Linked DNA regions of Mus musculus: region 2 is linked to region 1. Evidence: chromatin loops called from intact Hi-C (ENCODE). Cell type or tissue: heart. All regions are shown on one strand. Links, peaks and the distances in the headings refer to the core of each region. The heading gives the core; the rest is flanking DNA. Region 1 overlaps A530065N20Rik (RIKEN cDNA A530046M15 gene). Region 2 has its middle 14 kb from the start of A530065N20Rik.

Region 1 (2,811 bases), core at 237-2,736:
AGTTTTTAGTTGGGTGAGTTCTCAGCTTTGCCTCAATTTAAAAAAGAAAAGTAGGCAAGGTAGCATTTAAAGATGACATTGGATGTGGTTATCTGAGCTCTACATGCATGTATATGCATGTACACACATGTATACATGTGTATACATACATGCACATGCACCCACATGCTCACATACACATGTCCTCTCTCACCTAAGGATGATACTACATGACGTCTGTAATTCTAGACCTCCAAAGGCTAAGACAGGGGTGGGGGTAGGGGAATCATGAATTCATGTGCAGCCGGGGCTTCATAGTGAAACCTTGTCTCAAAAGACAACGAAGAACTAGGGATCTGGCTCTTCAGAGTAAGAGTGCTGCCTGCTCTTCTAGAGGCCACATGGGATTCAATGCTGTCTACTCTCTGCTATGGACTTTTCCACATATGTGGCATATACACACACATACACACACACACACACACACACACACACACACACACACACACACAAAGCAAATAAATCTTTAAAAACAAAAGGGAAAAACTATACATAGCATTAGCAGGAGAGATCTACTTTACATAGCCCTGGTGTTATTTTTTTGGAATGACTGCCTCCTTGGGTAGAAAGGAGGTTATCTGAGGTCTACATTCATGTATATACATGTGCACACATGTATACATGTGTACACATACATGCACATGTACCCACATGCTCACATACACACTGTGCTGTTATTTCACTTCATTCATAAATCTGAATCAAACATCAATGTAACTCAAAGGCACATTCAGTCACAGACACAGGCCACCACATAACTCAATCAGGCAAGCTGGACCAGGCAGGGGAGGAAGGGATACAAAAAAAAAAAAAACCAGTCCCTTTGGTGACCATTTTTTTTTTTTGCCTATTAACCACATATGTTGACTTTGTGTGAGGAACTAGAGAGTCCAATCACCACAAACATGAGGGTTAAAAGACACTTGGCAGCCTTTCACAATGAATTAAATCAAGCAAGCCCGGGCCTGGGGAAGAGTGTAGCTCAATTGGTAGAATGCACCAAGCCCCGGATTTGATCCCCAGTACTGAATAAAAAGGCCACAGAGCACCTGTCTGGAACCTCAGCACTCAAGAGGTAGAGGCAAGAAGATCAGAAGTTCAAGGCCACCCTCGGCTACAGAGCAAGTTTGAGTCCAGCTTGGGCTACATGAGACTTTTTTTTTCCTCAAATTAAACAGAAAGATAAATTCAACTTAGTGAGCATGTACCCAGCTCTCCAGCTTCCTAGACTCTCCTTACAGGTTAGGTAGAGGATGTTTCTGACGTGTAAAAGCTTTTCCCCTTATCCAGCTGTAAAGATAACCAGTGCTCCCTCTAGTTATAATTATGCTGACTCTGAGGCCCAATCACTGGGTCACTTGATCTGAGAGTCAAGGAAATGGTTTGTTGGCCGTAAGACCCAGAGAAGGAAGAGAGCTAGGGCTTCTGCTCTGCTTTCCCAGACCTGAGGCAATGCTGGCTCTCCCAGCTCACTGGAGCCTCCTGGCTTAGCAAGCTGCAAGCTGAACCCTGGAGGCCTTTCCCTCCTTGCCCTCTCCCCATGCTTCCATCCAGGCACAGTGTTTAACTCTCTTGGCTCTCTGGTGCCCACGCAGGGCAGTGACGGTATGTCACTTTTCACTTTGGGGCATGCGTTCCTTATTCCCCAATTACCCCAGTAACCTAAAGAGGGGAGAGAACCCACGAAGAGTGACAGTGACCATCTGGAATGCATAACGCGGCCGGATCTGCAATGGATTACATGGTCTGGAAAGTGGCTGGGCGAATTCCAGGGAGCTCAGATAGACTTCAAAGTCTGACCACACATCAGTGAGACTGCCGATCTGCTCTGATATTTAAAGTGAGTGTACATGAGTGAATTTATTACACTTTTTATCTCCCAGGCTCAGATGGGGAAACAGGATCATAGGCAAGTTTGCCTTTAATTTCACGCTACACTTTCCCCCTAGATTTTAGGGGTATTACCCCCCCCCCACCTCCTTAATGTAGCACTGTTCCTGACTTTTTTCATTTGGGACTGGCACATACCTTCCTTATCTCTACTATGTCAAAAAATGGACTCAAGGCTATGGACAACATAGCTGGGCAGGGTCATCTCGTTGAGAGATGTTTTAAATTGGGGAGGGGGTGTCTCAGTTCCAAAGTACATATAGCTTCATGTAAGTTCACAGTCTCTCTCTCTCTCTCTCTCTCTCTCTCTCTCTCACACACACACACACACACACACACACACACACACACACTCCTGCTCTCTAAGTCAAAGGTGGAGGTCTGAAGGTCTGAGTCCTGCCTGCAGAAACGTCCTTTGGATGATCCACTCTGCAGGTTGACAGCCTGCAGATACCTGCAAGCATCTCCTCAGTTGGACCAACCTGGCTGCTTCCCACATCATGCAAACTTACTATGGCCCACGAAGAGGCTCAGCAAATGTGACCCGATCCCATGGCAACCCTACTATGACACCCCTCTATGACACCCCTCTACCTCCCAGAGCAGTTGCCCCTCTTCTGCCACACTCTGTTGGGTGTCTTTGGGACTAGGAAGAGAGGAAATGTTTTTCATATGCACATGAAGGCTAGAAACGGGCTCCAAAGGTTGGGTCAATGTCATCTCAATAGCCACCAGCGTAAGCTCTCTCTTCACTGTGCCAAATGTACACTTGAACTCCTTTGGGTTTATAGGTTAATGAAGACATTGCAATGTGGCTGAAATTCCTATGAATGAGTTCACTGTGCAAAACAGTTTGGAGGCTCCCAACATAAGCAAATGTAA
Region 2 (2,811 bases), core at 178-2,677, 54 kb after region 1:
ATCACAATAAATTCCCTCAATATAGAGAGAAATATTCTATAAGTTCAGAGAACCCTGACTAATACATTACTGAAAAACAAAAAGGCATATATCCTTTTAAAAGTTTCCTTGGTCATGATGTCCATCACAATAAAAAAGCAATACAGTATATGACTTCCAAACTTTGTAAAGGGACAAAAAATTAGGCTCAACATTTATGGTATCTGCCAATATATGGTATCTTGCTCTGTCTCCCCCTCACCGACCCACCTACACACCCACCCACCCACACCCAAACCCATACACAGAGTTGACCCTTGAGGAAGCCACTTGCTGTGCCATAAAGTCAAGGATTTCTTCAGGGTGACAGGCTTATGAGGCAAGGAACAAAGGGCTTCTGTAACAGTTGTGCAGTAGAGCCATCTTGTCAGCAGAATCTCTAGCCCCATTTGTGCCTTCAGGTGCCTCCAGCCCCAACTGAGACCTGCCACCAACTAAGAATCCTGAGCAGAACTACCTACCTAAGTCTCTCCTCAATTCAGAGCCACAAGAACCATGAGGTGAAAGCTATTTGTGGCTTGAATTGTCCACATTCTGGGCTGTTTTGTTATAAAGCAGTAATGGATGCAGACATTTCTCTACTGCTCCACTCAGTCACAAAACCAACTAGGACAAGGAAATGAAAGTTCTGTTCCACTTTCTCAAGACTTGGAGACATAGCAAGCGCTCTGAGACTTTACGTGTAGTCGCTCTGAGCACACAGAATCATAGAGCACTGCACCTGACTACCTAGCAGCTCACCTTGTTTCCTATGTCCTAAACTAAGGCCAAAAGTGCCTGTTGATTCTTAAATCTACACACAACCTTCTGAAGCCTCCACGTAAGGAACTGGGAAGTCTTCCTCCACCTATCCTGTGGCGTCAAAACATAATTTTTACAATGGGTTGACACCTCTTGACCAAGAACACTGCAGACATGTGTCCCGTTAAGCCACTTTTAATTTGTAGAAAATCTTTCCCAGAGAAGTAAATGACTATGGCCCTTGAACGCCCGTGTGACTCTGATGTCACAGGAGATATTTGGACATCTCCACATTCAAGACTGAGTTTCTCAGCATGGCTTTGGCTCCTCTGAGGCTGACCAAACAACCCAAGGACAAAAACACTTCAGTGAACTGTCCACACTGTAACGAAACTTGCTGTCGCTGGCAAAATCCAACACAGTCCAGTTGCTAAGGTCAAGCAGGCTGGAGAAGTTTCCAGACTTAGCAGGATTTCGGAGACACTGAGGTCATGCTTTCTGGTGCTGCTTTCCCAATGTTTAGACGTTCCTGTGCAGAAGATTAAAAGCGTGGAGACTTTGCCTCTTTAGAGAACTGCAAATAAAATATCCCCAAGAGAAGGTCTCCCTGATGAAGAAACACATGCCTTTCATTTGACTGCCTCTGCAAAGTGCTCTTAAAACAATCCAGGAGAACCCTCCATGGGTTACAGCGTGCTGGCTGCCTATGAGGATAACACACACCATGTTTTCCCCCTTCCCCCTTTTAATCAGGAGCATTGGAGCACGAAAGCCAAGGGGGAGGAGTGGATCTCTCCAGATGGTTTTCCAGAACCACTGAGAGCTCCTTTCAGAAGGAAATGGAACAGTATTTCCCAGCGCAGGACCTTACATTGGTTTGTTTTCTCCCAAATCTCTGTGCATGCTGACATCACTTTCTGCTGAACTCCAAGAGACTATGGGTCTGTTTCACACCAGAAAGGAGACTGCACCTGGGATTCTGTGCTCACGCCAAAATAAAAGTCTGCTTTCTCTCCCTGTTATAGGGGTGGGTGTTGAACTACCTAAGACTAGATCACGCAAAAGGTTAATACACATTTATAAAGGACGTTCACAGAAATAGATTTCTCTTGACTCCTGTCCACTTCTTATCTGTCTTCACTTGACTAAAATAAAAGCCAGTCGATTTCCATGTACCTGTCCACATCACCCAAGCAACTTGAGGCTAGGTTCCAATCAAAGTTGTCTTCTCTCCAGGAAAGCCACCAGCCCTGTGGTGAATTGCTCCCTTGAGTATCTGATGCCAACAGCTACACTCCCCCCTCAAAATCTATCCCTTCAAACCCAGAGCATAGAAGCCTTCCCTCTGAAGGTATGTTCGAGAAGACAGTGCCTCTCTGCACCAATGTTATGCTAGTAGATAATAGTATCAGTTTACTGTCTATTGGAGCTGCCACATTCCAGGCAATGTATGCTATGATTCATCATATTTAGCTCTTTGACAGTCTTGTAGCCTCTCTAAATGAACGGAAAACGAAGCTGAAAGGAGTTATGTAACCTGTCCGTCAAGGCTACAGGGACCTAAATCTGAATAAGATGTAGGCAATAACGAAAGGGCAGACACTAAAATCCCGCCACCACGTGCTAAATTCTCAAGCAGTGCCACATGGATGTTGTGGTGTCCAAGACAAGCGTAATAAGTAGCTTGATGGATAAAGGAAGACTGGGAGGCGGGCTTCACAGAGGCTAGGGTATTTGAGCTTGATCAGTTGGTGAGTACATAGCAAGGTTGACAGAGAGAACCTGGAAGAAAATTTGAGGAAATAGTACGTCATGTCACAGAGGCCCAGAGTGTAACAAAGGTCTGAGCCACCATGGTTTTCTGGAACCAGAGCAGAGAACGTCTAAAAGGCAGAAAGAATGGAGGTCTGAGTCTTGTTGCTTGAGGATAGTCATTGTTGCTGTAATGTAGAGACTCCGGGGCTAGCAGGCAAGGGGAACCAGGTGTCTTTATTAAGCAACTGGCAACACAGATTGAAGGGAAACTTGCAA

Evidence for each region. Hi-C counts contacts between places; a loop is a spot of excess contacts. Peaks named below come from ENCODE experiments on the same cell type or tissue, not always from the same donor. Only the 100,000 strongest peaks of a DNase experiment are listed, where the experiment ranks them.
Region 2: a loop joins it to region 1, with 2.3 times the contacts of the local background. A loop is called at or near these places in 5 of 42 quality-filtered maps.

What each region holds. Positions count from the first base shown.
Region 1 is chr13:60,068,256-60,071,066 of GRCm38, reverse strand. All of the region lies in intron 1 of A530065N20Rik (RIKEN cDNA A530046M15 gene), which reads right to left. Among named protein-coding and RNA genes, the nearest start is that of Gm35193, 25 kb to the right of the region's middle. In heart, for the core only: no CTCF peak of the experiment used is centred there; a DNase peak (open chromatin) is centred at 1,536.
Region 2 is chr13:60,014,683-60,017,493 of GRCm38, reverse strand. No RefSeq gene overlaps it. Among named protein-coding and RNA genes, the nearest start is that of A530065N20Rik, 14 kb to the left of the region's middle. In heart, for the core only: no CTCF peak of the experiment used is centred there; DNase peaks (open chromatin) are centred at 1,433 and 1,533.